Regions from separate parts of the Homo sapiens genome. Here region 1 is linked to region 2. A link is a loop called in an ENCODE intact Hi-C map of the cell type or tissue named here. Cell type or tissue: mammary epithelial cell. All regions are shown on one strand. Links, peaks and the distances in the headings refer to the core of each region. The heading gives the core; the rest is flanking DNA. Region 1 overlaps LOC105370777 (a long non-coding RNA gene). Region 2 overlaps LOC105370777 (a long non-coding RNA gene).

Region 1 (15,866 bases), core at 8,905-11,404, 120 kb before region 2:
TGCCTCAGTTAAACCAACAGTGCAACCCACTATGTGTGAAGCATTATTCTGGACACAGAAGGGGAGACAGATGTGGTAAGGCACATTTCATAATGTCAAGCTGCTTACTCCACAGACACACATTTTCTATAGTTTGTTCCGTGGAACACTGTCTTGGAAGTTACTCCACAAAGAAGAGTTTGATATCTAAACTGATTTGGGAATCCCCTATATCCCAGAGCTTCCTCTTGAAGATTGACAGTTCTTACTAGCATAAGAAAAGCACCAACACACACACACACACAAGAGAAGAGACATGCTTAACTCAGAACTCCCTGTACATTTCTCCTTTAGGAGCCTAAAGCTAGTGACCTGCAGTATACACTAAGAAAAGTTAAGATCAGTGCTGTCCAACAAAACTTTATGCAGTGTTGGAAATGTTTTATACCTGTGCTGTGCAATATGGTAGCTAGTAGGCACATGCAGCCACAGAGCACTTTAAATGTGGCCAGTATGATTGGGGAACATCATCTTTAACTTTATTAATTTTAATTACTTTAAACAGCCACACATGGCCAATGGCTACCATATTGGGCTGTGCAGCTCTAGATTATTAAATGTAATTCTTTTAGAGAGTCTTTTAATATAAACTTAAATTGTACACTATTTGGCATGGGGAGAAAAGCGGGACACGTTGGGAAGTTTTGAGAGAGTTATCAAAAGTTCAACCGATGCTATTATTTTTGAAAGTTCTAGCACCTGAAAATGCCTTTCCAAAATCTTTGGAAGTCTTTTAGTTTCAAAAAGTGGATCTGTCTCAACACGTGTATAACTCTTTAACATAATTGCACTTCCATTGCTCTGGGTAAATTAGGTATCCTGCTCTAAGCCTTCAGGCTGTGATGCAGACACCAAGCTATACTCAGATGAGACTCACATCTGACAGTCCAGGGGATCCCTGGACGTACTGCCAGGCAAAGACATTGTTAAATGACTTGACATACAGTAATTCTAAAATATTCGTTATCAAAGGTTTCTTTCCTCAAAGTTTCTGTTTTACTTCTATATTTATTTTGGCTAAAATATGTCTTTCTGGTTTTTATATTACGAATAACATTAACCCAGCTAAATATTTTCAGGTTAAATAGAATCAGTGGTGATCCTGGGAAGGCTGTAAAAATGGCAGTTTTTATTTTGTTTATTCCTTTTCTTACGATGTTTGGCTTTTGATGTCTTCAGAAGGCTTTAGAACACATCCAAATTTTTCACATATTGACTCATTTTTAACTTTTTCTGCAGATGTCCTGAGCCCCCGATGCCTCCCTCCAAGGGCTTCATGCTTTTGTAGCTCCAGCTTCACTTACTGTTCACAGAGCATTTCTGTTTGTCCTACAGATAGAAAAGGTCCTGGAACAAGGGTCACACCAAGAGAGAAAAGAGTGGCGTCTCCAACCCTAGTAATGGCTAAGCTCCCATCTCTTCCACTAAAAGTGTCTCAGGAAGAGCTGGCTGTATGGCAAAGAAGATGGGTATTTCTATATGAATCAATTGCCTTGAATAACCTCAAGAGAAGAGCTGCAGACTTTCTCCATTCCATAAATGTATAGAAATTATGATCAATAGAAATTGAGAACTGCAGCCTTCAACGAGAAACCCTCTGAAAGACTATGTATTCATTAGACATCCTTTTATTTACTTTGTGGTTTAGGTAAGTAAGGTCAACGTAACTTCAGAAATAACACTAACCCTTCAAGGCTGAATCAAAATTTATGGTAGGCAACCACAAACGAAAAGCCTGATTTGCTTTCACTGAGTTTAGCTGGTTAGACCCTGGTATTCTCAGGAATAACTAAAATGTTTCATTGCCTCATAGGCAAACTTGTAACTCCTCTGGTTGGATCAGAAAATGAATCCATATATGGATTCAATTAGATATTACTGCTGATAATTGTTAGCAAGACTTTCTTCATTTTCCTCCTAATAAGAACATGCTTACTATTGCATAAATTAGAATCTGGCTCTATTGTTGGGGAGGAGCAGCAAAAACTGAATAGATCAGCTTAGTTTGGAGTCTGAGTCAGGATTTTCACTCATACTCATACACTTACTAGAAATAAAATCAAGTCTCAGTCCATTAACTGCCTGTAAAATCTTACATTAGAAAGTAGGGTGGTGTGTATTGTATATGCACGGATAAATGTTGCTTTATTTATGTAAGCCTTAGCCCGGAAAAGTAGCCCTTGAGGAGAAGTAAAGATGAATTTCAAGGCGCTACCAAAATAATGGTTCATAGCATCATTATCATTTTCTCAAATCCTTGGAAATCTTTTCTGTAGAAACTCTCATGGCTGCTACATAAGATCAGAATTTAGGTAACTGGTTTCTCTGAACTTAAGAAAAACCATTCTAGGTCAGCCGAATAGTCCAAATGGTCAATACTTTATTTGGCATTTCTCAGACGGTGAAATCTACGGATAGATTGGTTGCTGTCTTAAAACATTGTGTTGTCCAAATCCCTCAGCAGTCTGGTAAGGTGTACCGTCTGTGAATTCAGCTCAACTTTTATGTTACCCTGTGCTGTGGTCAGAATGTTTCCCCTGAAGTTCATATAGTAAAATCTTATCACTCAAGGTGATGGTATTAAAAGGTAGGGTCTTTGGAGAGTTATCAGATCATGATGGCAGAGCCCTCATCAATAGGATTACTGCCCTATAAAAGAGGCCTAAGGAAGCTTGTTTGACCCTTCCGTCATGTGAGGACACAGCTCAAAGGCACCATCTATGAACCAGAGATCAAGCCCTCTCTAGACAACAAATCTGCCAGTGCCTTTATCTTAGACTTTCTAGCCTCCAAAATTGGGAGAACAAAAATCCTGTTGTTTATGAGCTACCTAATTTATAGTATCTTGAAGTTGTGGACCAGTGTCTTTTCAATGTTTTTGACCATGATCCAGAGTAAAAAACATCACAATCCCATACTTCCACACAAATAAAAAAAAGTTTCATAATTCTACCTACATGTGAGTCACTGGATATTTCCTATGCTATGCTATGCTATGCTATGCTATGCTATGCTATGCTATGCTATGCTATGCTATGCTATGCTATGCTATGCTATGCTATTCCCTACCATATTTCACTTTTAAATGCTTATCTCTACTCACAAAATGGCTTTCAAATTCACTAATGGGTTGGGATCTGCAGTTTGAAAAACACTGTAGTATGTATTCTTAAGTACCTGTCTATGTATAGGAGACATATCTGAGTTTGAGGTATAGGCATAGATTAAAAATCAGTATATAGGTAGTAAGTGGACAAAATGGGCTGGGGAGAGACTATAAAGTGAGAAGAGTAGAAGGCCAACAGTGTAGTTCTGGGGAAATGGCATGGAGGAAGCTCATGCCAGAGGAGAGTGTGCTATAGAAGCAATTGAATAGATTGTTTTGACAAAGAAGGAATAATGTTCAATGCTGCTAGGCAGTCAAAATAATCAATGCAGTTTCCATTAGATTAAGGATGTCTAAGTCACTGATCACCTTTGTGTAAGAAATGTCAGGGTGTTAAGGGGAAATATTAGATTTCTGTAGGTTGAAGAAAGAGTAGGAAGTGAGGAAATAGAAATAGAGACGGACAACTCCTTTAAGAAACTTGTCTCTGAAATAAAGGACTTATGTCAGTAGTATCTGGAGAAGAAAATAAGTGGTGGGATGGAAATACTATACTGTACCTTCTCTTATTTGTCATAATACTCTCTATTTCAAGGTCAGCACTAGCTAGGGCTAGCTCTAGGATTACAGAATTAAATGAGTAAATCCACATTGGCTTGATGCATTCTCTCTTGTGTGGTTATGTGGCCTTTCATTCTCGGTGTTTTTATGAACACACATACACACATATATATATACACACATATCTATATGTTAATATAGAAACTATATATATGTAGATGACCTATCTATCTAGCCCCTCTACTCTGAAGAGAACATATTTAGAAGAGTATATCAGCAAAGTTTCTAGGTTGATCCATATGCAGATACCCTAAAGTGCCCCTGGGATACCCCTAGCTATCACAGAATACTGGAGCTTTTGCTGAAGAATGCCCTAGTATAAGACATATAATACCACCAAGGGCTGCAAGTCTTCCTTCTGATATGATTCAAACCGTAGGCTATAGATGTAATTTCTTTCAGTGGCAGAAAAGTTATTCAAAGCTTTATTTGAACATGCCTTGGGTTTCAGCTTTAGGAGGTACAGAGTGAGAAAGTGAATATATTTCAGTTTCAAAATCTAGTTATCAACTATGTCAAGACACATAATTGCTCTATATTTAAATTACTGCCAATGATTAGCAATAACCTACAATCTCCTTGACATTTCTGTTAAGTATATTCTATGGTTTCTAAATAAAACCTACCAACCTTAGGACACATAGGTCAAGGAAATTTTATAATAAGGTCTCAATGATAAGATTATTTGCTCTAGAATCCAGCAGCCAGCTGAGCAGAGTACATATGTCAAACTATTTCCTCCCATTGGCCTTTGGTTAAGGATGGAGTGTTTTGTTTATAAGATACTTTGGGCTTTAAGGAGAACTATAGAACTATATCTGTTCTAAACTAGAAGTTGTTATAAATCATGATCTTCATTTTACATTGCTTAATTAATAGTGTGAGAGATTTAAGAGACATAGGTAGTTGTTGCTATTGAAAGTAAACTCTGACCATTTCCTAATTTCTTCTTTTCTGATTCTTCTCAAAATATTCACACTTTTTAAATATGGAAAGGTATTTTATACACAGAAAAGGCACTGTGTCAGACAAAGGGTCTGGTGCCTCAGCTTCGCAGCTCTTCCTAGAAATCCAAGATTGTTTTTTTTCCTAGGACTAGGAAGCCAAAAGTGTCACACGGTCAAAAATGCTTCCATCTACTGGTGAAACTCAGGAATACACTAACATTTCCCTGCCTGAAATGGTTAGTTGAGGACACAAAGCAACCCAAAGCGAGCGGAGCTTGGCCATGGAGCTCAGAAATTCAAAATAGTCAGTTCTTGCTGATGGTGAAGGTAAGTTCCAATCAACAAGCAGGCTATTCAGAGAGATGAAAGGAGGAGCAGGGGGTAAGATTAGAACTCTGGTTCCCCAAGGCTCTGTTCATGTATTCTCTCAAGGCCTTAAACCAGAAATGGAATGGCTCCAGAGGTCAACTGACCTTTTGCCTAATGTCCCCTAGTTGGGTCAGTTGCTCCCTCACAGTCAGTCACTTTAATTCATTCCTGTGGGTGAAAATACATGACTGTTTCCCTTTCTAACAGTCACAGAGGGTTGACTTGCCATGGTGAGCAGTCGCCAGATAGGACAATGGAATTCATCTCATTCCTGTGATGACTTTAGATATGAAATGCCAGGCTGCTTGGCCTAGGGGAAGGTGCTGTAAGTTATAGGCACTAAAGCCAACTCTCCCAGCCCCCTCTGCTCCTTTTGACAGTCTCCCTCTTGGGCTGTGATCTGGCTGAATTAATTCATAGCTGCCAGTTATGAGGACTTTATCTGCATTGTTAGCATTCCTTCTAACCTGCAGCCTCTGTTCATTTAATGATTATCTGATGGGGATTGATATTAAGTGAAGAGGAATGTTCAAATCACGCTGCCTTTGGCAAGTGGGAACTAAAATAACAGAATTTCAGTTTAGGAGGGAAATATTTGCTCACTAATATGAAATTTTTCTTAGTAGGATTGTGGAATGGAAGGGAAAATTCCAGAAAAATATTCTGGCAAAGCGGACTTGAATGGATGGTTCTCCAGTACTTTATTTATTTGGCCAAAAGATGAGGAAAAAAAGCAAAAAAGGAGGCAAAGAATAGGTAATATAGGAATAAACTTCTCCTAGCCATTTTTGGCCATTTTAGGCAAATATTCTCTACTTAGTCTCACTATTAAACTCAATTATACAATGTATTTGCATTAAACTAATTTTAGCAAGCGATAGTAAGAGTTTTTAGAAGACTCAGCTTTCAAAGAGGAGTTTTCTTAATGGACATATTTTTAAACAGATTTCTTGAATTCATAGCTTTCTCTCCAGAATCTCTGACAGGTGAGAGAGCCTCTGAAAGAATTGTATGGAAAGGAACAAAGCTCACACAAAGAATTTATCAATTTAGCGAATGCAGTTATGACTGCAGCTGACTTTCTTCAAAATGACATACTGCATGAGCACATAGACTCAAAAGCATCCTTTTCTACTGAAGGCCTACAGCAGGCTCACAGGCAGTAAGCAAGACAAAAAAGAAACTCAGGGGGACCAATGAGATTCCAAAGGGCAAAACTCCCAAGCGTCCTTCAGAGAGAGAGGTCAATTTCACAATAACTCAAAATATATTTATATCACGCTAAGCTGACAGCTGAGGCATTTACACTTTGTCTTTTCACAGGGCATGTAAGTAACTGTGGAAAGGCTTAAGTTTCCCTGCCTTAAATACGTTTCCAACATACTTGTGAAACACTCACCATGATAAGTCATGCCCATTTTAAAGTAAATCTAATCTATGTATATAAAAAATTATGGTGGTTCTTTCAGTGTCTTATGAAAAATGGGAAAGGGACCGGGCTGAGTTAGTGCTTTTTTTCTCGTCTTTGAAGGCAGATAGAACTTGAGAAGTCAATTACTACTGAGAGTGAAAGCCTAGAGACTGATGAAAGAACTCAGCACCCAATAGCCTTCCTTGAAGCTTCACTGAGCACTAGTGTGTTGGTGGGCTGGCCTGAGCCATGAGTGTCATTTGAGAAAGAGCAAAACTCTAATAATCAAACAGTAAGAGAGGAAAGGACATGAACCTTGGCCATGGCTGCCAGTTTTACCACTGAGGATACCCATCCCTTTCCCTGTGTTTCTGCCTGCCTGGGACCTCTCTGCATGTTACTTGAATTGCTCTCCCTATCATGTTCTTCTTTGGTTCATGCCTTTTATCTTGTCAGAGTTGCGAAGACTTTCTGATGAAGACATGCTCACCAACCGAGAAAAGTCCTTCCCAGGTCCGTGGAACAGAAAGAACTGAGCAGGAGGGCAGGGCTGGCTGGCGAGCCAAATGTTGTCATAGATGTGGGGCTGGAGAGGCTGAGCACTCCATCAGCAGCTGGAACCTTTGCTTTCTAACTACAGACTTTTAGAGAGCAGAAACCTCTCTCAAAGGTGGTGTCAGACAAGTGAGAGGTCCCTAGGGGACGCCTTTGGCAGCACCTTTAGATGAGATTGGATTTGCTTATTTACCTATCTCAGAGCCCTCTGGACTGGGGCCTCCTTTATGGCAGAGAAGCAGAGAACTTGTTCTATTTGATTTAAGGCCCCCATTTGCCAGAGAAGCAAGAAATCCAATCTCAGTCACAGTTCACAGCTTGGCCCTTCGTTTCCAGAGCTGCCTTGAAATTTAGGGGCTTAAGTACTGCTCTGAAAATAGAGAAAGAGTTCTTAGCCCTCCAAACAAGATGATTGCTATGTAAATGGTCTTTGTCTAAACCCTGTGGTCTATTTAGAGTGGGTATGTTCATTTGATGAGGTCACATAATATACTGGTTAAGAGGACAGCTTCTGTGGCCAAATGAACCAAGCATGAAATCGACACTTTCTAGCTGCGTGGGAAAATTCCCCAGCTTCTCTGTGCCTCAGTTTCCTCTTGCATAAAACAATACCCCTCTCACAGGGCTGTTGTGTGGATTAACAGTGTTAAAGCATGCACAAGGATTACAACAGTGTCCAGAACACTGTAAGAGCCCTGTCAATGTTACTGCCTCTTGCTGTCTGAGCATCTTTAGTTGTGCTCTGAAAACTGCTCCTCCTGGTGATGCCCTCCGGGCTTCCATGTGCCATTCCTTTGGAACCCCTGTCACCCCTCAAAGCATTTCATATGTACACCATAGGAATAGGAAGAAGGTACCAATCCTGTCACGCTATAGCTGATGGCCCCCTTCCTATCCACTCCCCTAAACCCCTAAAGTACACAGCTCTCCCAGATCAAACACACACACCAGCACTTTTTCCTCTGGGAAGGCCAGTACTCCCTCTCTACTCTCAGTAGCAGCCTCTGTCATTTGTCCTTTACTTGCCAAACAAAAGCCTATTCATTTATTTGTTGGAGGTGGGGGATCGGCTTCAGGAAAGCTTGCATCACTGTATTTATTAAAGATTGCACAGCCCAAATGCAGATAAAGCTTCTCAGAGTAGGAGAAGAAAAAACACTACTCTTCCTTCTGAGTCTTCTATGGTAGTGAAGGAAATGACAGACTAAGATGAGAATATTTTGCTCCACTATGTTTGTGTGTATCATCTGGCTCTCCTACTAGATTGTAAGCTCCATATAGTCAGTGAATTTAGCTGCAGAACTTCTTCTGTATTTCACATTTATTAAATAAATTTAAATGAATGAATAAATAAATCTGAATAGGGATTTTATTTATTAGGTGTGAAAGTTTATTCTTTTTACTTTCTCACTCTTTCCTTTCAACAGCAAAGGTATGCTGTTCAATGTTTAATAACCAGCTCTTCATGGAGACGGGGAAGTCCTGATCTGCAGAACTTGCCAATTTCTTTGGTGTGAATATTCCTGTTATAGGTGATTGCAAGTGAGTAGCTCACAAAATTCCTGGAGATTTAATAATTGGCTCTAACATGCAGTTACAGAATAGCTCCAGCATACCACTAAAAATAGGTATTAAATTTGTTTTATATATTATAGGGAAGATCCAGTATTCTTTAACATAAATTGAAACTATAATACAAATTCAATGGCTATTCTTCTAATTATATGACTACATGTATACACAAATAAATGAACAGGTGTGCAGAAAGAAGTTAATGTAGCAGGCCTGAGACTGATATCCAGAAAAAAAAAAAAAAAAGGCTTACAAGGTTGGCCCGTGACTGGCTTTGGGGAACTTACATTCTAGAAGGTTTCCCACTATTCCCAAAACTCCACGTGGAATCTCTTCTCCTCTGTATTATCACAGTATATTGATATACTTTCATTATGGAACTTAATACATTGCCGTATTTCCAGGTCCCCTTAGCAATCCCCATTTTCACCCCCAGTTCCAAGACAACGAGCTTCCCAAGGGCAAAAGCCACTGCTGTTCTTTTTGTGATTGTAGTGGGAAATAGAAGGCCCAGCACCTACTAGGGCATTGGGTTCTCTAAATAGATTGTATTGCATGGGGCAGGGACATTTTAGGTCATGAGAGAGGTTGACTATGGTGTGAAAAATGAAAGACTATTTAGATGGAGGGCCAATTCTGAAGCTTTGTTGACAGTGAAGACAGAAACAGATATCCCTGTCCCTTCTCCTGTCTCTTATCCATACTGTGTTCTGGTGAATGGGTTATGGGACATCTATGTGCCCTTTCCTCATTGTGTTTCCAATGTCTACTGTGCTATGGATATCTGAAGGGCCTCCAATGTGCTTGATCTTTCATAGCACCCCAGGTGGCTGCTCAACTTTCCCAATTCCCATCATATGGAAGGCAGCAGAGCAGAAAGGTTGGGACAGAAACAATACTAATTAAAGGTCATTGGAGAAAGGGTTCCTTCATTAGGAGATGACTTCAAGGAATCAACAGGGAAGACATGAAGTCTCTAATTCTATGAAATTCAAGTCTCTAATTCTATGAAATTCCAGACTTCCCCTTGTTGGCTATTGTTTTCCCATGTTTCATTAAAACTGGTTTCAACACTTCAGTAACATGGAATTTGAAGGCTTGTCTTCCATTTTCACTCAGTCAGGCATGCCTAGCATTTTACTGGTAGACTGAAGGAATGCAGGTCACCCAAACAGGACAGATGACTGGAATAATTTGAAATCATGCCTAGTCTTTTTTTTTTCTTCTCTCTTAGCTCATGTACAGAAATGTTGGAAGCTTATTAACTTCTGGTAAGAATAGTTAACAGCAAGGATGAGAGAAATGAAGCATTCAGATGATTAATATAAAATGGTATCAAAACAATGGGTTACTCATTGCATTTTTTCATTTCCCAATGATGAAAAGCCACTTCCGTTCCTCCAGCTTTGGAGCGAACATAATATAAGCACAAATGAATTGAGTGGGAGAAAGTTTTATGACCTTTATTATTTGGCCCAAGTTCACAGCAATGTCTGAAGAGAATGCCAGGAAATCTCTGTTTAGACTAATTTGCAGAAGAAACTACTGTTAGGGAATGATAGCTGTGTATTTATTTATTGAATTCGTCTCTTGGACATAAACATACTGTCTACTAACCTATTTACATGTTTAATTAAACACATTTTCCATCAGATTAAAATGAGAACAGGAAACTACCTCTCAATGGGTTTATGTGGAGTGTCAGCCACATGCCAGACCCTGCACTAGAAACCCTGGTTGCACAGTGGTTAACAGAACAGACTTGGTCCTTGCCCTTGTGAAGCTTATAGTTTTGTGGGAGAGAGAAATTAAACAAGAAAACAATTAAATGAATAATCACAGATTATGATGTACAATAAAGGCAGTGGGTGCCAGGAAGAAGAACTTATATTTGGTGATGAGAGACCACCTCTCTGAAGAAGGTACATTTAATCTGAGGCCTTAAGGATAAGGAAGAGTCAGCTGGGAATAACAAATGTCTATTTGTGGGAATAAACAAGGAGGGGACGTGCACACAGGCAGAGTGAACAGCGTGTATGTGGATTTGAGGCAAGAAATACCTTGCAGAGATATGGAACTGAAAGACTGTAAATATGGTTGGAGCATACTGAAGAAGGGGAGAATGGTATATGACATCCTCTACAGTAGCTAGCCCAGTCCCCTCAGCACGCTAGGGTTCAATACATCTAGGGTTCAATACATTTTTGTTGATAATGAATAAAGTTCCTAAAAAAATTTTAAGGTTAACTTGTGCCCCAAGTTATGATCTCATCCCCAGTCATTCTAACATCTCTTCCAAGAATAGAAACTATTGGGGAGAGGGCACACAGCCTCCTGGGATAGACATACACTAATGTGGACGCTGAATTTTATGCAACAGAAATAAAATACTGCCAGTGAGTTGTGAATTTGCCTATTGGATTAAGAAGCTTAATTCAATGGAGTTTAATTGGGACAGATTGGTTGGTGATAGTTGGTAGCAGGGAGCTGGAGTGTTTAGCCAAGAACTACAAAAATCTTAACACTCTTTTTGCTATGGCCTCATCAATAACTGTGTCCCTCAGCTTAAATCCAAAGCAAATGGAGTTGATGGGGTGGAAAAAAATTATTTTGTACTCTATCAGTGTGGACCTAAATCACTGACATTTTCCAGTCATGTAAACTTTAAACCAGGAAAAATGAATCCAACTCATGAGGGCATCCAGATTGTATTTCAGCTACGCACAAAATGAAGAATGGGTAGACTACCAAGGAAACAAGTAGCATAGGGTATAGTGCCATGATTCAGTTTCAAATGAAATTCATATTGAGATAAAGACAAATAATTGAGCCAAGTTCTGAACTTATTTCCAACTCTCCCAGACTGGAAGTGCTCAAGAATATACGACCAGCAAAAAAATTCATTAACAGATTCTTTACCTTCTTGAGCACTCTTTTATCATCCTGGAGATTTACTGGAATGAGTTGACTCAATGTAAATTAGAAACATATGGATTAAATATCTCAAAGTCACCAGATGTGATGGAGATTTTGACAAACTAAAAGATCACTGAAAGGTATTTGGAAGTGTTTTCATAATCCAAAAACCACCAGGTTGGCCCATCTTTAAAAATGAAGTTATGACCTTGTAAACATTATAATAGTTCTCATGTTTTTATGTTTAATAACACATTCTGTCATCACTGCTCATAACATATAATTATTTGGGTGTAAAACTGAATATGCAGATGTAAAAATGGTAGAAGGGTGTCCAATGGAGTAGTACTTTTCTAACAGACTATCCTAAGATTCCATGGATAATGGTAAATCAAGAAGTCAGTTAGTGTCATACCTGACAGGGTTCTCATTAGCAAAACCAAAATTTACTCTAGTTAGTTTAAACAGAAAAGAACTTTGCCAAAGGAAATTAGGATGCTCACCAGTTTTCTTAGAGAGCCAGAGAACCAAAGTAGGGGCTATACAACTAGGAATGGTACCCAAGCCACACATCAAGGCCTGCTGCAGCCCAGACCTTCCAGATTGCAGTGAAGATGCTGGTGACTACAAGACACAAAGTTTTTCATTCTTTGCATCAAAAGGCTGGTACCTCTTCTGCCTTGCTTACTGAAAGACAGACTCTGCATACTCTCTTTTCACATGAATCAATTACAAAAGACTTTCATGAATGTATCTGATTGGCAGAACTCAATTTACTACATCCCTTGTGATGCACCTAGAAGGTAATCTAGGGGAGAGAGTCTGGCTCTTCTTGGACAAAAGGAATATACAAGGTGGGAATTTCTCCATTAATAGCAATGTTGTGCATAAGATGCTGGATGGCCACAACAAGGAGAATATTCTTTACAATTTATATTTTGTAATAATACAAGATTATAAAGGACACTTCACAATCTTGTTTTGCTATGCAACTAATGATACAGTTATTTTATATATGCTTGTATTTTTCTTCATGGCTATTTTTATTACTTATATTAGAGACTCTCGCTTAGCAGTCCAACACATTTCCTATGTGAAACCCAAGTGAAAATCAGAAAGTAAGAACTCCTAAAAATGGGGGTGATGTGGGTTTAAGCATACCTGAAACATGCATATGATTTACATGACTGTACTTTAGGCATTCTACTCAGAGCCCATTGATGCGTTTTCTTTTGACAATTTATTCTGTGTTATGTTCCCTCACTAGGAGCAAAGTTTCAAGAATAGTTCAATAGACAACCATACACTTTTCACATGGATCAATCTCTCTTGCTTCAAAGAGTCCAGGCCAGTTGTTTATCAGAATATCCCACATTTTGAATTTATATGGTTTCCTCATGACTAGATTTAGAATAAATACATTCGGAGGAAATGTTACATAGATGATGAGGTAGTCTCAGTCATTTCTAAAATAAGGCAAATGATATTAATTGTCCCTTTACTAATAATATTAAGTTAAAACATTTGGTAAGTTGGTAGACTTGAAATGTCTTCTTGGGGTGGAACTAAGATGGCTGAATAGAGGCAGCTCCACTCTGCAGCTCCCACAAAGAAGGACAAAACTGAGTGAACTCTGCATCTTCAATTGAAGTACCAAAGTTCTTTTTATAGGAACTGACTAGGTGGTTGGCGTGACCCACAGAGAGCAAGCAAAAACAGAGTAGAGCAAGACCCCACCTGGGGGCTGCATGCAGCAAAGGCAACTCCCTCCCCCAGCCAAGGGAGACGGTGAGGGATTGTGCTTCCCCTCCCTGAAAACCAGGGCTTTCCCAGGGATCCTTGCAACCTGTGGATTAGGAGGCCCCTCCTGAGCCTACACTACCAGAGCCTTGGGTCCAAAGCACAAGGCTGTGAAGAATCATGGCAGCTGCTCCGGTGGGCTGTTCCTGTGGGTGGCCATTTTGAGCAGGCACTGACACAGGAGTATTTACATACTCCAGCTCTGGGAACTCCCATGAGGCAAGAGATCCATCCACTCTCGTGGGGAGGGGGCTGAAGCCAGGGAGACAGGTAGCATCGCTCCTATGGAACTCCACAAGCTAAAACCCACTGGCTTGGCATCACTGTCTGTCAGCACAGTGGACTACAAACTGCCTAAGAAGACGGAGTTCCCCAGGGAATAGGCGGCCACCATCACTGCGGCTCCAGTCGCCACTTTCCCTTAGATGGGGCAGGACCCGGATCCAGTCCTCCTCGGTGGGCGGGGCCTCCCTGTGGGAATCTCACCATCATCTCCAGCCAGGAGTTTATGGACAGAACACTGATAACCACCAGAGGAAATCCTAGGAGGAGGGGTGGCTGCAGTATCCTGGATCAGTGATCTTAGTCTTTTCTGCCTGCTCCTCTGGAGAGTCAGGGCAGCCCAGACAAGGGGGACTCCCCCCAGCACAGCACACCTGCCCTCCCAAGGGGCAGACAGACTACTTATTTAAGCAGGTCTCTGACCCTGCTCCCCCTGACTGAGACCTCCCAACAGGAGTCTCCAGACACCTCATACAGGAGCATTCCGGCTGGCATCAGGCCAGTACCCCTCTGGGACAGAGCTCCCAGAGGAAGGGGCAGGCTGCCATCTTTGCTGGTCTGCAGCCTCCACTGGTGATATCTTCAGGAACGAGAGACCAGGGTGAATAAGGGCTGGAGTGGACCCCAAGCAAACCACAGCAGCCCTACAGAAGAGGGACCTGACTACTAAAAGAAAAACAGAAAGCAACAATATCCACAAAAAAGAAACCACAAAAACCCCATCCAAAAGTCAGCAGCCTCAAAGATCAAAGGTAGATAAACCCATGAAGGTGAGGAAGAATCAATGCAAAAACACAAAAATGCTGAAAACTCAAAAAGCCAGAGTGCCTCCTCTCCTCTAAAACGTCACAGCACATCTCTAGCAAGGGCACAGAACTGGGCTGAGATGGATGAATTGACAGAAGTAGGCTTCAGAAGATGGGAAATAACAAACTTTGCTGAACTAAAGGATTATGTTCTAACTCACTACAAAGAAGCTAAGAACCATGATAAAACATTACAGGAGCTATTAACCAGAATTATCAGTGTAGAGAGGAAAATAAATGATCTAAAGGAGCTGAAAAACACAACATGAGAATTTCATAATGCAAACACAGGTATCAATAGCCAAATAGACCAAGCAGAAGAAAGGATATCAGAGCTTGAAGACAATCTTGCTGAAATAAGACAGGCAGACAAGATTAGAGAAAAAGGAATGAAAAGGAACAAACAAAACCTTCAAGAACTATGGGATTATGTTACAAGACTGAACCTAAGACTGACAGAGGTACCTGAAAAAGATGAGGAGAACAGAATCAAGTTGGAAAATACACTTCAGGATATCATCCAGGAGAACTTCCCCAACCTAGCAAGACAGGCCAACATTCAAATTCAAGAAATCCAGAGAACCCCAGTAAGATACTCCATGAGAAGATCAACTCCAAGACACATAATTGTCAGATTCTCCAAAGTCAAAATGAAGGAAAAAAAATGTGTGGGGCAGCCAGAGAAAAAGGCCAGGTCACCTAAAAAGGAAAGCCCATCAGAAAAACAACAGATTTCTCAGCAGAAACTTTACAAGCCAGAAGAGATTGGGGACAATTTTCAACAGTCTTAAAGAATTTCCTGAAGATGCTTATCAGCTTAAGGAGATTTTGGGCTGAGACAATGGGGTTTTCTAGATATACAATCATGTCATCTGCAAACAGGGACAATTTGACTTCCTCTTTTCCTAATTGAATACCCTTTATTTCCTTCTCCTGCCTAATTGCCCTGGCCAGAACTTCCAACACTATGTTGAATAGGAGTGGTGAGAGAGGGCATCCCTGTCTTGTGCCAGTTTTCAAAGGGAATGCTTCCAGTTTTTGCCCATTCAGTATGATATTGGCTGTGGGTTTGTCATAGATAGCTCTTATTATTTTGAGATACGTCCCATCAATACCTAATTTATTGAGAGTTTTTAGCATAAAGCGTTGAATTTTGTCAAAGGCCTTTTCTGCATCTACTGAGATAATCATGTGGTTTTTGTCTTTGGTTCTGTTTATATGCTGGATTACATTTATTGATTTGCATATATTGAACCAGCCTTGTATCCCAGGGATGAAGCCCACTTGACCATGGTGGATAAGCTTTTTGGTGTGCTGCTGGATTCAGTTTGCCAGTATTTTATTGAGGATTTTTGCATCAATGTTCATCAAGGAACACCATGGAATACAATGCAGCCATAAAAAATGATGAGTTCATGTCCTTTGCAGGGACATGGATGAAA
Region 2 (15,866 bases), core at 7,530-10,029:
TAATTTAAATGTCAAATATTGAAACCAGCCCGGCTAAAGATTAACAGCTAATATCTACTTAATGTTAAATATTCAATGAATGCTTTTTAATGTGAAGTCACGAATTAACTATTTCAGTCCTGGAGCTTTTCTTCCAATTTACCTTATTATCTTACAATCCCTATGTGTTAAAAACCTTAGAATCACCAATCCTTAGTATTCCAATGTCCTTACAGAGCTTTCAATTTGTGCCATCTTCCTTGTCTGTATATGAGGAACAGGAGGAGGCCAAGAAGAGTGAGACAACTTATTAGAGATTTTGTTCACAGTTTTCTACTTTCCAGTTTAGCACTTTTCATGATACCATATTGCTTTTCTTATGGAAGGATTACATGAGGATCAGTGGCCTAACATTTCTGAACTAGATTTCTATATGAGGGCAGAGACTATATTTTACTGATGCCTATCCCCAAGACGAGTATGGGGCCAGTACAGATAAATTTTTCCTTCTTTATCTATATTCTCCTGTTTACCCCTCCCTGCCAATATTTCCTCATGGTGGATTCAGCAGCTCTTTGCCAACTCAATGCTCAGGATATGAATTCCATTCTGTGGCTTTAATGCTAAAGAAGAAAATTCTTACATTCAGCCCTCATGTTATCTGCTGGAAGAATGGAACTTAATCCAACTGTCTTGCAGAAGAAGAATGACGGTAAGTCTTGAAAAGTTAAAGTGAGAAGCAAAATCACAGCAGGAGGAGCCATGAGTTATCAACTAATAGCAAGTCAGGATCAAGCAGGAAAGGTTTTATGTATCTAGGCGTGACTGATTTCTGTCAACCAGGCCAAAGGTGGAGGGGCCCACTAAAACTTGAACTGAACCAGATATCTGAAGAATCTGGTAAGTGTTCCATAAATATGAGTCCCCCCCAACTTTCCTCTCTCACTCTTAACCCTCTTTGCTAAATTGGCTGTAGGAATGAGGCTGGCTCAACCATTTTTGGATTGAGTAACCAGAATGGTGACATATCAATGGTTCATTGAGTCATATGAAGAATATATGAAATAACTGGCTGGTTTTTGCCTGAAGAAAAGAATAATTGGTCAAGTATGCCTGTGCATATGTGTGTGTGTGTGTGTGTGTGTGTGTGTGTGTATGCAGGGGCAGGAGGTGGAAAGGGAGCAGAAGAGTTGACAGGAAGTGGGGCATGCTATGTTAAAACTATCTTTACATATTTTCTGTTATGTGGGAGTAGAAACAGGGTATTTCTGTGTAGCTCCAAGTAGATGAATTAGTCCCAACAATAAGAAATACAGGGAAGCTGATTTCTGCTGATGTTAAGAAACATCTTTTCAGCAACCAGAGTTGCCCAGTGGTAGAATGACGGAACCAGCCAAAGTCATGAGCTCCTGGTCTTTGAGAATGTTTGAACAAAATAGACTGAATGGCACAGGGAAGCCCTTCAGTGAAGCGAACTCCGAAGTCTTTTCTGTTTAACTCAGCATTCTGTAGAACTGCCATAAGAGACTTACATTCATTTTTCATGAAGTAATTTTTCACTGCAAATTCCTCAGATGTAATTCTCTTTGGGAAAGAGAGGTAAAGCGCAGAAGTACTTAAGAGAGACAGAAAAAAGAAAGAGAAGGAAATCCTGAGAGTGACTGGCCCAGAACAAGCAGGTGAAGAGTAGACCTTAGTTACTATAGTGGATGAACATGTCACAGTTCTTACATTGATATGAGAGAATAAGGAAGAGCTAGGACAAAGTTCATTCAATCAGGGCATAAACTGAACTGAAGGTAGGAATGTTAGTTGAGGTATGCTTGCACCTTGGAGATCTTATTTAACTTGAACCAAACTGCAACTGCCCACAGCTCTTCCCCTGATCTCTAGGCATTGGCTCGTTCCTCATGCTTCTTTCTGCTCCATGCATGAACATCTTTGTATGCATCATTTCAGGCACGAAGATTAGACTCTTCTCTGGTTTTTACCAAAAATCCACCTTATCTAACCTTTCATGAGTTTAATAACTTTACTAAAGATTTCAATTGTCTGGGCATATTACAATAGACCTGTCACCAATGGCAGGCTGCAAATGGGAGCCAGATAATAAAAGCCTCATATCTATAGTGTTTGGAGACTTGAGACTCATCTCCAGAATTCTCTCCATAGCCCTAGCATAACTGTCAGAAGTTCTGGGTAGGTGATGATTGAGTGTCTCAGTCCACCCTATCTCTAAGAATACTGACACCTAATTTCACTATGAGGACAAGATTTGTACTTTGAATATATAGAAAAGTAAGGTCTGTATGCTCAAAGTTGCATATCATATTGTAAAGAAAAGTTGAGGAAATTAGGAATATGAATAAAAATAACAGTTTATTCTTATTGTGTATTTACTATGTTGTAGGGAGTGTTCCCCGTGTTTACATGCACTCTTCTGGCTCCAAATCCAAATACCTCACCACTACATTACCTATGCAACACGAAGAACATGTTCAAGTAGTTGACAGGTTGACTTACAAAATGGGGGTCAGGCTTGATCTGATCCCTGGTGATATTTTCTGGATACATCTTGTGAGCTTCAGGTAAACAACTTTTGCCACTCCATGAAGATTTTTCTAACAGAGAAAAAAGGTGGAATAGATGACTGAAGGCCAGAGTGAGGTCTCCATCTCAGTACTAGGAGTATTGGGAAGAGAGATGATTACTTTGTCAAACCAGGCCACACTTCTACACTATTGGCAATGATCCTAAGACTACCATGGGAATCACGGAATTTTCACTTATTCCGGAAAATTTAGGAGATGTTTCTTATCAGATTGTCAGAAAATAAACTATAGGTTGGAGATTTTTAATACATCTCTTCTCCATATTTGTGGTTACATATGCCATCAGATTTAGTCAGAGGGTCCCTACCTTCTTCTGCCAGTTGCAACCTATGTGGTAACTGCTAAAGACCTTGGTTCAAATGCAAAACCTCAGACTGACAAGTCTCATTGATGAGGAGGTATGTTTCCTCTACATTGGATGTCAATGTAATTTTATTTCTAATATGCTATGATAGCAGGAGGCAGTTAAATAAAAACCAGACCTGCTGCCTCCTCATCAAGGAAGCACCTCACGCTGAGAGTGAAGGTCCCTTCATGTCTGCTACCTTTATATACATCTTCTCCTGGGCTTAGGGCTCAAGATCAAATCTCTAAATTTGGTAAAATGGAGAATTTTCTTGACTGGCTGGTATCTAACTATTCCATGTCAAGCAGTGATTTCAAGATCAAGGCATTCTGTGTCTATTGTCTGCATGTCCACCACCACCATCCCCAAGCATAGGAAAGAATTACTCATACCTCCCCTTCCTTCAGCACATAAAGCACATCATTTCTTATCCTCTTACCACAAAAGAAAAAAAATGCTCTTCCTACCACCAAGACTGTCTTACAATGGATCATTTAAACAGCACATGCCCTAATCTCTTTCCACTTTATATCAGCTGCCTGCTCTGATTTCTAAGACCATAAGCTCTTGAGATGGAACTGAGGTGATTACTACTTTTTAAGGGTCAAATTAACATATAATATCCTTGTAGGAATAACTTAAATTACAGACTACAAACATTCAACATCCCATCCCGAATCCAAACCAAAGATCCAGAAGGCAATTTTGCCCACCAGGCTCACTGTGCCCACTTCACATGCCCACACATGCTACCAATTAAATAAATGGTACCATGAAAAAAAGTGACTTGGTGCAGGATTTTTTCTATTCCTGTCATAAGGCTCCACTATTGTGGTCAGTTTTGAGTCACACAAGTTTTAGTGCCTTGGAAAACTGTTTTGTAACAAGGAAACCAAGTATAGAATTCTGAGATTGATCCAAAAATTAATATTTCAGAAATAGTTGAAGAAATTGGCAATTAATTTTTTGGAGACCAGAAGTTTTGATGGAGTCAGGACAACTATAGCTAAAAAGTTATTTGCTGTGACTCTGCAGAGCATGATTAAATCAATGGATAGAAGTTCCAGGTGAACTGAAGATCAATTTTGACTTGATATGAATACTTAAAAACAACATTATAACAATTAGAGATGTCCAAAGATGCAATCAACTGTCAAAGAAAATAAAGCATTCCATGTCCCTGCAGGTACAGTTTTCAAGCAGAGAAAGGGTAGTTACATGCTGAGTATTTTGAAGATGAAATGTACATATCAGATAATAATTTGACTAGGTACTCAAGAAGGCTCCATCTACCTATGATTCTATGTCTGAAGAATTTCATAAGATTTACTGTTATAGTCCAAACAGACTGTGAAGATAGAACACCTGGCAACTGACAATATTAGAACTGAAAATGAAGAAAAGAATAGAGGAATTCATAATTGTCTTCTGTAATTTTAATCAGTCAGTCTTCTGTAGAGGCCCTACAGCTTCCAAATCTTAGTCAATCAATCCATTTAGATGCACTGAGTGCCCACTCTATCAGCCCATTCTCACACTGCTATAAAGATATTACCCGGCCAAACTTGGTGGCCCATGCCTGTAATCCCAGCTCTTTGGGAGGCCAGTGCGGGCGGATCACAAGGTCAGGAGTTTGAGACCTGTCTGGCCAACATAGTGAAATCCCGTCTCTACTAAAAATACAAAAAATTAGCGGGGTGTGGTGGTATGCACCTGTAATCCCAGCTGCTCAGGAGGCTGAAGCAGGAGAATGGCATGAACCTGGGAGGTGGAGGTTGAAGTGAGCCAAGATTGTGCCATTGCACTCTCCAGCCCAGGTGATAGTGTGAGACTCTGTCTCAAAAAAAAAAAAATATGTATATATATGTATCAACAAAAGAGGTTTAATTTACTCACAGTTCCACATGGCTGGGGAGGCATCAGGAAACTTACAATCACGCAGAAGTTGTAGGGAAAGCAAGGCACATCTTACCAGGTGGCAGGATAGAGAGAGCCCATGACGGGGGAACTGCCAAACACTTTTAAACGATCTGATCTCATGAGAATTCTCTCACTATCATAAGAACAGCATGGGAGAAATTGCCTCCATGATCCAGTGACATTGCACCAGGTCCCTCCCTCAACATCTGGGGATTACAATTTGAGGTAAGTTTTGGGTGGGGACACAGAGCCAAACCATTACCCATTATGTGCCAAGTACTATGTTATCTGTGAAATATAATATATAGTGAGGAGTGTGACCTACAGTCCTCCAGTACTTATTCTCAAAATGTTTCAAAATTAGTAGTTAGGAAGATATGTAGGTATTAAACATACATAAAATATGCACAAATAGCAATCTAATTTATTTAGGGGTTAATTGGCTGGACTGTGTCCCCACCCCAATCTCATCTCAAATTGTTATCAGAATTGTAGCCCCCATGTATTGGGGGAGGGACCTGGTGGGAGGTGATTAGATTATGAGAGCAGTTTCCCCCATGCTGTTTTCGTGACAGTGAGTGAGTTCTAACGAGATTTGATGGTTTTATAAGTGGCAGTTTCTCATCTCCATCCTGCTGCCTTGTAAAGAAGGTGTCGGCTTCCCCTTCGCCTTCTGCCATGATTGTATGTTTCCTGAAGCTTCCCCAGCCATGTGGAACTGTGAGTCAATTAAACCTCTTTCCTTCACAAATTACCCAGTCTCAGAGAAGTTCTTTATAGCGTGTGAAAATGGACTAACACAAGAGTTAAGGAATATTTCTCTGGGGAAATGACATTTCAGCTGAAACTTGTAGGATAATTAGTACTTCCATAGGGAAAGTCTAAAGGAAGGCTATTCCAGGTAGCAGGGAACAATACATCTGAAGGCCCTGAATCAAAAATAGCTTAGATGTTTGAGAAACAGACAGCAAGTCCTTAAGGCTAGTGCAGTGAAAGAAAATGTTAGAACAGTATGAAGTTGGAGAAATGAGTGAGGGTCAGATCATGCAGGTCATGTAGGCCATGTTAAGGATTCTAAATTTCTATTCTAAATGCAATGGTAAACCACTGAAGGGTTTTACTGGAATGCATCACAGTTTGATATATATATTTTTAAGAATCTCTCTGATGGTTGAATGGAGAAATTACTGGACACAGGGCAAATAGATACAAGGTCTCCAGTTAGCTGGTTATTGCAGAAATCTACATGAGACATGATGGTGGCTTGGACTGAGATAGTGGCAGTGAAAATGGCAGATTCAAAAATCTATTTCAGAGCAGAAATGATATGATCTATTAATGGCTTGTGTGAGGGGTCAAAATGATGACTACTGGGCTTCTTCAAGAGCAACTGGGTCAATAAAGGTACGACTTATTGAAATGGGGAAAGAACATCAAGTGAGCAGTTTGGGGAAGAATAAGTGCTCTGTTTTAGATGTATTTGTTTTAGGATATGCAAGTGGGGATGGCAAGGAGGTTATAACACAAAGAAAAAAGTAAAGGAAAAGATTCAGGAGTATCAACATGGAGAAGTTATTTATTTAAAGCCACACTGGTGGATGAATTCACATAGGAAGAGCATGTAGAAGGATTAAGCCCCAGGCTACTCTGACATTTAGAGAACAGAGGTGAAAGAGACAGAGAAGAAGCCTGAGAAGGAAGGGTCAGAGGGAAAGGAAGAAAGCAGAGGATTTGGTGTCTTAGAAGCCAGTGGGTAGGATGGCTTTAAAAGGATCAAGAGGTCCCTGTTTATGTTAGACAGCTCATGTCATTTGTTCAAACATCAAAGAAGATGAAGATTTTGTGACAGTAAGGGTTTTTTTCCCCCAAGATGGCATATTAGAGGCTTTCAGCGTGACTCAGCCACTTGGAAATAGCAAGATAGTACAAAAAGATAAACTCTGTGAGCTTTAATTCAAGAAGGAAAATGGGAGTCCACTGGAATTGGGAAGGACACCGCAGGTCCTGGAAAGGAGAATGCCAGCAAACAGCCCACATGACAGCGTCAGCTGATAAAAGTAAGTGAAACCCCAGTACACAAGAGAGGCAGAGAGCCTCCCTCTGTGAATCACCTTCCAATCAGGAATAGGAACAACTCAGGCTCACCTTTCCACTGTCTCCTACCAAGCCCTGCAGCTAACTTGGGAGAGGCTTGAAGACTTTGTGAGGAAAAGACACCAGGAAAAGCTGCAGATATTTTTCAAGACCCAAGATTCAAAGCAGGATGCCATTTTTAATCCAGGTGCATACAAAGTCAGCCATTCCTTGGTGTCCTGGCAGTCTGGCTATGCAAGCATTGTAGTTTCAGGCCAGAAATTGAAGCACCTGCTCTGGAGCAGGGTATGGGACATCCACAGCTACAACTGTGGGAAATGCCTCGGAAGTAGACCCTGGAAATATGCTATCCCCCATCCCAAGCCTGGGGCAGGAGTAGAGATACTACAGCTGCAGTTTCTCCTGGGTGGCAACACTTGCAGCAAAGTCCAGCTTGGCAAGCAGGAACTGATCTGCATGTGCCACTGCTGGTGTACGTACCCTGCTTTCCTGAGATTGGGGTACAAAGTGGTGTCCTCTCTTCTCCATCCCCAGAGAAAATAGCAGGTATTCAGAGCACCTGCTTGCCTGGACCAGCAGCCTGAGCTACCCCACCTTTCCTGGACATAGATTGTGGCGCAGTCAGGTTCTCTCTGCTCCACACCTAGCAGATCTGCAGGCATTCAGAGTACTCATTCACCTGCTTCAACAGCCTGAGTCACCCCACCATTTAAGTACATAGATTGTGGTGTAGCAAGGCTATCTCTGCTCCATGACCAAGCAGATCTCCAGACATTTGGAGCACCCATTTTCCTAGTTCAGCAGCTTGAGCTGCTCCACCCTTCCTCAAAATAGATTATGGTGCAGTGGGTCTCTCCCTGCTTCACATGCAGGCAAAAATGCAGGTATCTGGAGCACCCATTTGCCTGGTCCAGCAGCCTGAGCCACCCAACCCTTCCTGGACATAGATTGTAGTATGGGGTGCAGGGGTCCTCTCTGACACTTGTCTAGGCAGGTCTCCAGGCATTCAGAGCACCTACTTGTATAGTCTACCAACCTGAATAGCCCTACCTCTCTTGTGCAGAGACCTTGTGTGGTGAGTCTCTCTTTACTGCATGCCCAAACAGATTTCAAGGCATTCAGAGCACCAGCTTGCCTGAGTCACCATACCCCTCCTGTGCAGATAGCTTGGTGCAGAAGAGCCCTCTCTGCCTCCCACCCAGGCAGATCTTCAGGCATTCAGAGGAACTGTTCACTTGGTTCAACCGTCTGAGTTATCCTACCATTCCTGTGCAGAGATCCTGATGCATGGGCTGGGGAGGCGGGGGGCCCTCTCCACTCCATGCTCAGGCAGATGTCCTGTCACTCAGAGCAACTGCTTTCCTGGTTCAGCAGTCTGAGTCACCCCACTCCTCCTGTGCAAAGATCTTGGTGTTGGGGGACCCTCTCTGCTTCATGCTTAGGCAGATCTCCAGGTAACTGGAGCACCCACCCTCCTGGATTAGAAGTTTAGGCCATTCCCCACCCAGGGGTGCAGAGAACTTGGGGCCAAGGAGGTTTCCCAGCTCCATGTGTAGGCACATCTCTAGGTGCTTCATGGCTGCCCACTGGATTCTCCCTCAGTGCTGGTGCTTGTGCCTGCCATTGAGGGATCTGTAGGCAACCCTGCCTGGTCTGGTCCTACACTTAGTGGGCCCTGCACTCTGGTGGCTAAGCAGGGAGCTCAGATGACTGTGTATTCCATGAATCAGCCCATTGCCTGAGGCAACAGAGAACTTCTGCCAGTAAGGAATAATCAAGTACATACCCAGCCACATTGGCTGCAGCCAGCTCTTACTAATAAATGTCATCTATGGGCTTGTGGGTCAAACTGCACTGCCCAATATAAAACCTGCTGAAAGAAATGCATAGGGCTATAGAAACAACCCAAAAGACCCTATCCAGCATTCTCTATAATCATATCCCCTAGGGAGAGGTGAAAAGGGAAACAGAAAATAATAACATTATATGGAAAGAAATAAAGAAAAAGAAAAATACCCACTCACATGAACATAATTACAAAAATTAAAAATGCCAGAGTCTCCAGATAAAAAGAAATGAGTGCAAGAATTCTGGCACAATGAGAAATCTGAATGTAGTGACATGACCAAAAGATTGCACGAGCTCCCCTGCAATGGTCCCCAATCAAAGCAAAAACTCAGAAATGACAGAATAAGAATTCAAAGCATAGATTAGAAGGAAGCTAAACAAGATCCGAGACAAGGTTGAAAATAAACACAAGGAAACTTATAAAGCAGTCCAAGAAATGAAAGAAGAGATAAACATCTTAAAAAGAAATCAGTCAGAGTGTCTGCAATTGAAGAACTCACTTAAGGAATTTCAAAATACAATTGAAAGCTTTATCAATAGACTGGACCAAGCAGAAGAAAGAATTTCGGAATTTGAAGACCTGTCTTTTGAACTAAACCAGTCAGACAAAGATAAAAAGAAAAGAATTTTAAAAAATGATCAAGTCTTTGAGAAATACAGGATTATGTAAAGTGACAAAACCTATGAATTATTGGCATTTTCAAGAGAGAAGCAGAAAAAGTAAACAACTTTGAAAACATATTCAAGGGAATAATTCAAGAAAACTTCCCTAATCTTTCTAGAGAGGTAGAAATTCAAATACAAAAAATCCGGAGAACACTTATACTATATAAAATGAACATCACCAAGGTATATAGTCACCAGATTGTCCAAGGTCAAAACTGAAGAAAACAATCTTGAAGGCAGCAAGAGAAAAAGGGCGGATCACACAAAATGGGAACCCCATCAGGCTAACAGCAAACTTCCCAGCAGAAAGCTTATAATCCAGGAGAGATTTAAGGCCTATTTTCAGTACTCTTAAAGAGAACAAATTCTAGCCAAGATTTCCATCTCTCTCCAAACCAAGCTTCAAAAGCAAAAAAGAAATAAAATCTTTTCCAGACAAGCATGCATTAAAGGAATTTGTTACCATTAGACCAGCCTTACAAGACATCCTTAAGGGAGTTCCAACCATGGAAACAAAAGAGCAATACCTGCTACCTCAAAGACATATGTAAGCACATAGCCCACAGGCCCTATAAAGCAACTGCGCAATAGAAACTACAAAGTAACCAGCTAACAACCTCAAGATGGATCAAAACATCACATATCAATATAAACTTTGAATGTAAATGGTATAAATGCCCCACTTAAAAGGCATAAAGTGGCAAGTTAGATAAAGAAAGAAAACTTATCCATCTACTGTCTTCAAGAGAGCCATCTCACATGCAACAACACTTATAGGCTTAATGTAAAGGGTTGGAGAAAGATCTACTATATAAATGGAAAAGACAAGAGAGCAGGGGGTCACTATTCTTAGATAAAAGAGACTTTAAAACAACAACATTAAAAAAAAGGATAAAGAAGGACCTTACATAGTGATAAAGGGTTCAAATCAACAAGAAGACATAACTATCCTAAATATATATGCACCCAACATTGGAGCATTGAGATTCATAAAACAAGTACTTCTATACCTGTGAAAAGACTTAGACAGTCACACAATAATAGTGGGGAACTTCAGCACCCCACTGAAAGCATTAGACAGATCATCAAGGCAGAAAACTAACAAAGGAATTCTGCATTTAAACTCGACACCTGATCAATTAAACCCAATAGACATCTACGGAATACTCCACCTATCAACTACAGAATATACATTCTTCTCATCTGCACACAGAATATACTCCAGGATTGACCACATGCTCAGCCATAAAGTCTCAATAAATTCAAAAAATTTGAAAACATACTTTTGAACCACAGTGGAATAAAAATAGAATTCAATACCAAGAAGATCTTTTAAGCCCACACAATTACATGGAAATTAAACAACTTGCTCCTGAATGACTCTGGGGTAAACAAAGAATTCAAGGCAGAAATTTCAAAAAATATTTGAATAAGTGAAAACAGAGACACAACATATCAAAATCTACGGGATGCAGCAAAGGCAGTGTTAAGGGGAAAGTTTATAGCATAAAATGCCTACTTCAAAAAGTTAGATCTCAAAATTAACGATCTAACACCCACCAAGAGGAACTAGAAAAACAAGAACAAACTAACTCCAAAGCTAGCAGAAGAAAAGAACTAAAATTGAGCAGAACTGAATGAAATTGAGACCCAAAGATTTATACAAAGATTCCACAAAACCAAAAATTTGTTCTTTGCAAGGATAAAAATGATCAACAGACTGTTAGCTAGATTAACAAAAAAGACAGAAGATCCAAATAAGCACAATCAGAAATGACAAGCATGACAGTACAACTGATCCTACAGAAATACAAAGGATCCTCAGAGACTATTTTGAACACCTCTGTGCACACAAACTAGAAACTGTAGAGGAAATGGATAAATTCCTGGAAAAAATCTCCCAAGATTGAATCAGGAAGAAACTGAAACACTGAACAGGGCAATATCAAATTCCAAAATTAAATGAGTAATAAAAAGGCTACTAACCATAAAAGGCCCAGATCCGGTGAATTCACAGCCAAATTCTAACAGACATACAAAGAAGAGCTGGTACAAACACTGCTGAAAGGATTCCAAAAAAATCAGGAGGAGAGGTTTTTCCCTGACTCATTTTATGAAGTCAGCATCGCCCTCACAATAAAACCTGGCAAAGACAGAACAAAAAAAGAAAACTACAGGCCAATATCCCTGATGAACATACACACAAAAATCCAGAAGAAAACACTAGTAAACTGAATCCCACAGCACATCAAAAAGTTAATTCGCCAGGATCAAGTAGGCTTTATTCCTGGGATACAAGTTTAGTTCAACATAGAAAAATCAATAAATGTGATTAACCACATAAATAGAATTTTTGAAAACTATATAATAATCTCAGTAGATGTAGAAAAATATTTTGATAAAATCCAACATCCTTCTTGTTAAAACCCTCAAGAATCTAGGTATCAAAGAAACATACCTCAAAATAATAAGAGTCATCTATGAGAAACACACAGTCAACATCATACTGAACAGGCAAAAGCTAGACTCATTCTCTATGAGAACTGGAATAAGACAAGGATGCCCACTCTCACCACTTCTATTCAGCATAGTACTTGAATGTCCTAGCCTAGCCAGAGCAATCAGGCAAGAGAAAGAAATAAAAGACGTCCACATAGGAAAAGGAGAAGTCAAACTATCTTTCTTCACGGACAATATTATTCTATAACCAGAAAACTCTAAATACTCTGCCAAAAAGTCCTTAGAACAGATAAATAATTTCAGTAAAGTTTCGGTATTCAAAATCAGTATACAAAAGTCAGTAACATTTCTATACACCAATAACATTCAAGCTGAGAGCCAAATTAAGAATGCAATTTCAGTTACAATAGCAACAACAGCAACAAGAACAAAATACCTAGGAATACATCTTATCATGGAGGTGAAAGATGTCTACAAGGAGGACTACAAAACACTGCTAAAAGAAATGATAGATGATACAAACAAATGGAAAAACATTCTATACTCATCGATTTGAAGAATCAATATAGTTATAGTGGCCATACAGCCACTACTGCAATCTGCCACTACTGCCATACTGCAATCTACAGATTCAATGCTATTCCTATCAAACTACCAATGTCATTTTTCATGGAATTGGAAAAAACTATTTTAAAATTCATACAGAACAAAAAAGAGCCCAAATAGCCAAAGCAATCCTAAGCAAATACATTATGCAATCTTAAACAATAGAATAAGGCTAGAGTAACCAAAACAGCACGGTATTGATACAACAACAGACACATAAACCAATGTAACAGAATAGAGAACCCAGAAATAAAGCCTCACACCTATAGCCATCTAAGCTTTGACAAGGTTGACAAAAATAAGCAGTGGGGAAAGGAGTTCATATTCAATAAATGGTGCTGAGATAGCTGGCTAGCCATGTGCAGAAGAATGAAACTGGATCCCTACCTTTCATCATATACAAAAATTAAGTCAAGATGAATTAAAGATTTAAATATAAGACATCAAACTATAAGAATCCTAGAAGAACGCCCAATAAACACCATTCTGGAAACTTGCCCTGGAATAGAATTTATGGCTAAGTCTGGAAATGCAACTGCAACAAAAACAAAAATTGACAAATGAGACCTAATTAAACTAAAGAGCTTCGGCATAGCAAAAGAAACTATTAACGGAGTAAACAGACAACCTATGGAATGTGAGAAAATATTTACAAACTACGCATCTGACAAAGATCTAATATCCAGAATCTATAAGGAACTTAAACAAATTTACAAGAGAAAAACAACCCCACTAAAAAGTGGGCAAAGAACATTAACAGACATTTCTCAAAAGAAGACATATAACCTGCCAACAAACATGTGAAAAAAATGCTCCACATCACTAATCGTTAGAGCAATGCAAATCAAAACCACAATGAGATACTATCTCACACCAGGCAGAATAGCTATTATCAAAAAGTCAAAAAACAACAGATATTGGTGATGCTGTGGAGAAAGGGAACACTGTTGGTGGGAATGTAAATTAGTTCAGCCACTGTGGAAAGCAGTTTGGAGATTTCTAAAAGAACTTAAAAACGGAAATCTCATTCAACCTAGCAATCTCATTACTGGATATATACACACACGAAAAACAAATTGTTCTGCCAATAAGACACATGCACTTGCATGTTCATCACAGCACTATTCAGCATAGCAAAGACATGGAATTAACCTAGGTGTCCATCAGTGCTAGACCGGATAAAGAAAATGTGGGATATACATCCCCATAGAATATTATGCATATGCAGCCATAAAAAATAATGAAATCATGCCCTTTGCAGCAACATGGATGCAGCTGGAGCCATTATCCTAAGCAAATTAACACAGGAACAGAAAACCAATCACCACATGTTCTCACTTGTAAGTGGGAGTTAAACACTGGGTACTCAAGGACAGAAAGATGGCAACAGTAGACACAAGGGACTACTAGAGGTGGAAGGGGGAGGGCAAATGTTGAAAAACGAACTGTTGGCTGCTACGCTCCATACTGTGTTCATTTGTACCCCGAACCTCAGCATCCTGCACTGTACCCAGGTAACAAACCTGCACATGTACCCCCTGAAGCTAAAATAAAATTGAAAAAAAAAAGCAACTACAAAAATAGATTATTGGTGATGTGGTAGATGTAGAAGCCAGACTGGGTTGTAATGAATGAGGTTGAATAGTTTTATTTCAGAATCTCAACTTTTCTCCTGCCTCTATGCTTATCTTAGCTGACATTCCTAGCTACAAAACCTAAAGCAAAATCTCATGTGCTATCCCGTTATTAAGGAGCAGGGGGAAATGGAGAGTGTAGCACAGAGGAAAGAGGAGCAACAATGAGGATGTCCTTATGCAAGCTGGTCACTGCTTGGTAACAAGCATCACTGATTGCTTGAATTTAAACAGCTCTAGCAGAGAGACTTTCTGAGAACAGTCTGCCTAGGAGGCAGAAGAGAGAAAAGTCTATTCCACCTTCAAGGGACCTCAGTCTGCTTCAAAGATACCGGGCACTTCCAGGGAGCATCTTTAAGTTCTGCAGGAAAAAGCCAAGGAAGCCAAAGCCCAGAAAAGCAGCTTGGTCAGCGTGCAGTAGCAGTGTCTATCCACCAGCTTGCCTCACACATGGGGCATCTTGACATTTAGTAGGGTGAGGGTGGCAGTGACAACCTGACTCCACAGTCATAGAAACAGCACAGAGCTAGGCAATTGTGCAGATGGAGACAGGGAGGCAGGAAGCACATTCACTGTGTACAGTATAGCATCCCACTCTGGGCCCATGGTTCTACCCGTGAACATGGATGTGCTCTTTGATCAGATCTACTCTTCTTTCTGTGTGCTTCAGCCATGGACATTCATGGCAAAGGAATTATTCTCTTTGCTAAAACAGAGATGCCCAGCTATACCCTATGAGAGCGGGTAATGGGTCAGCCATATACATCATGCTGCCACTAATGAGGAAAGAATCTCCCTCTCAGGAATAATTCTCTTGCGTCCAGACCCCAGAGAAGGCAAATACTTCATCCTCTCACTCCCATTTCAGAAATCATACTTTCTAACATACTGTCTGAGGAGGTACTTTATGAGGCTCCCAAACAATTTTTTTCGAGGGTGGTAAAGTTTGCAGAGAAATTGTATTCCAGGTGGGGCTCTTTGTAAGAGATGTGTACCTGGAGCTTAGTTTCATTTTATATACACATCATCCCGACTTCATCCTACTTACTACAATCTCAGTTTTTCAATTTCGTAAGAAACAGCCTACCATGGGAGAAAGAAAACTTAGAGTTTCAGGACCTGGGGGAGTTCTAGGCCTACCTCTTATTTGCTCTGTGTTTCTGGTGAAATTTCTTAAACTCTCAGGCCCATTCTCTATCTGCCTGTAACACTTTTACAGCCCCAGGTAAGTTCTGTGTGAAGTTTACACGTATATTCTTATGATTAGAGCCTCCCAAAGTGTGTGAGCTGGGGCAGTAGCATGTGGGAATATATGGTTGGAAAGATAAAGGGTGGCTACATAGATAGTCTGATTAAGATTAGCCTATTAAAGGAAAGCTCTACAAGATTAGGAAGGTATGCTTATGGCTTTAAACAGACCACTACTCAGGAAGCCACCAAATGGTATCAAATGTTGTACAGCATATTACTTGATCCTGGTCCCATCTAATGGGCAAAGAAGCTCAGAGGTTGGAGGAAAATGATTTAAGAAAGAAAGAACCGAGATTGTTATGTAAAGACATAGAGGCAGCTATGAAGTATGGGGGCCATTCTGCTGAGGAAATTTCAATGGAGTTATAACTCAGAGAGAGTCTTTCTTTTTACTCATACTTTATTCAATTAACAAGTATTTTTGAAGCACCCTTTGTATGTCTAGCACTG

The links. Peaks named below come from ENCODE experiments on the same cell type or tissue, not always from the same donor. Only the 100,000 strongest peaks of a DNase experiment are listed, where the experiment ranks them.
Region 1: it touches region 2 in a loop (4-fold over the local background); 4 of 110 quality-filtered maps call a loop at or near these places.

The regions. Positions count from the first base shown.
Region 1 is chr15:38,986,426-39,002,291 of GRCh38, forward strand. The region is part of intron 2 of LOC105370777 (a long non-coding RNA gene); the gene reads right to left. Among named protein-coding and RNA genes, the nearest start is that of LINC02915, 260 kb to the right of the region's middle. In mammary epithelial cell, for the core only: no CTCF peak of the experiment used is centred there; a DNase peak (open chromatin) is centred at 9,916; H3K27ac peaks cover 1,612 bases.
Region 2 is chr15:39,107,199-39,123,064 of GRCh38, forward strand. All of the region lies in intron 1 of LOC105370777 (a long non-coding RNA gene), which reads right to left. Among named protein-coding and RNA genes, the nearest start is that of LINC02915, 140 kb to the right of the region's middle. In mammary epithelial cell, for the core only: a CTCF peak has its summit at 8,630 (motif pointing left); DNase peaks (open chromatin) are centred at 7,743, 8,053 and 8,683; H3K27ac peaks cover 272 bases.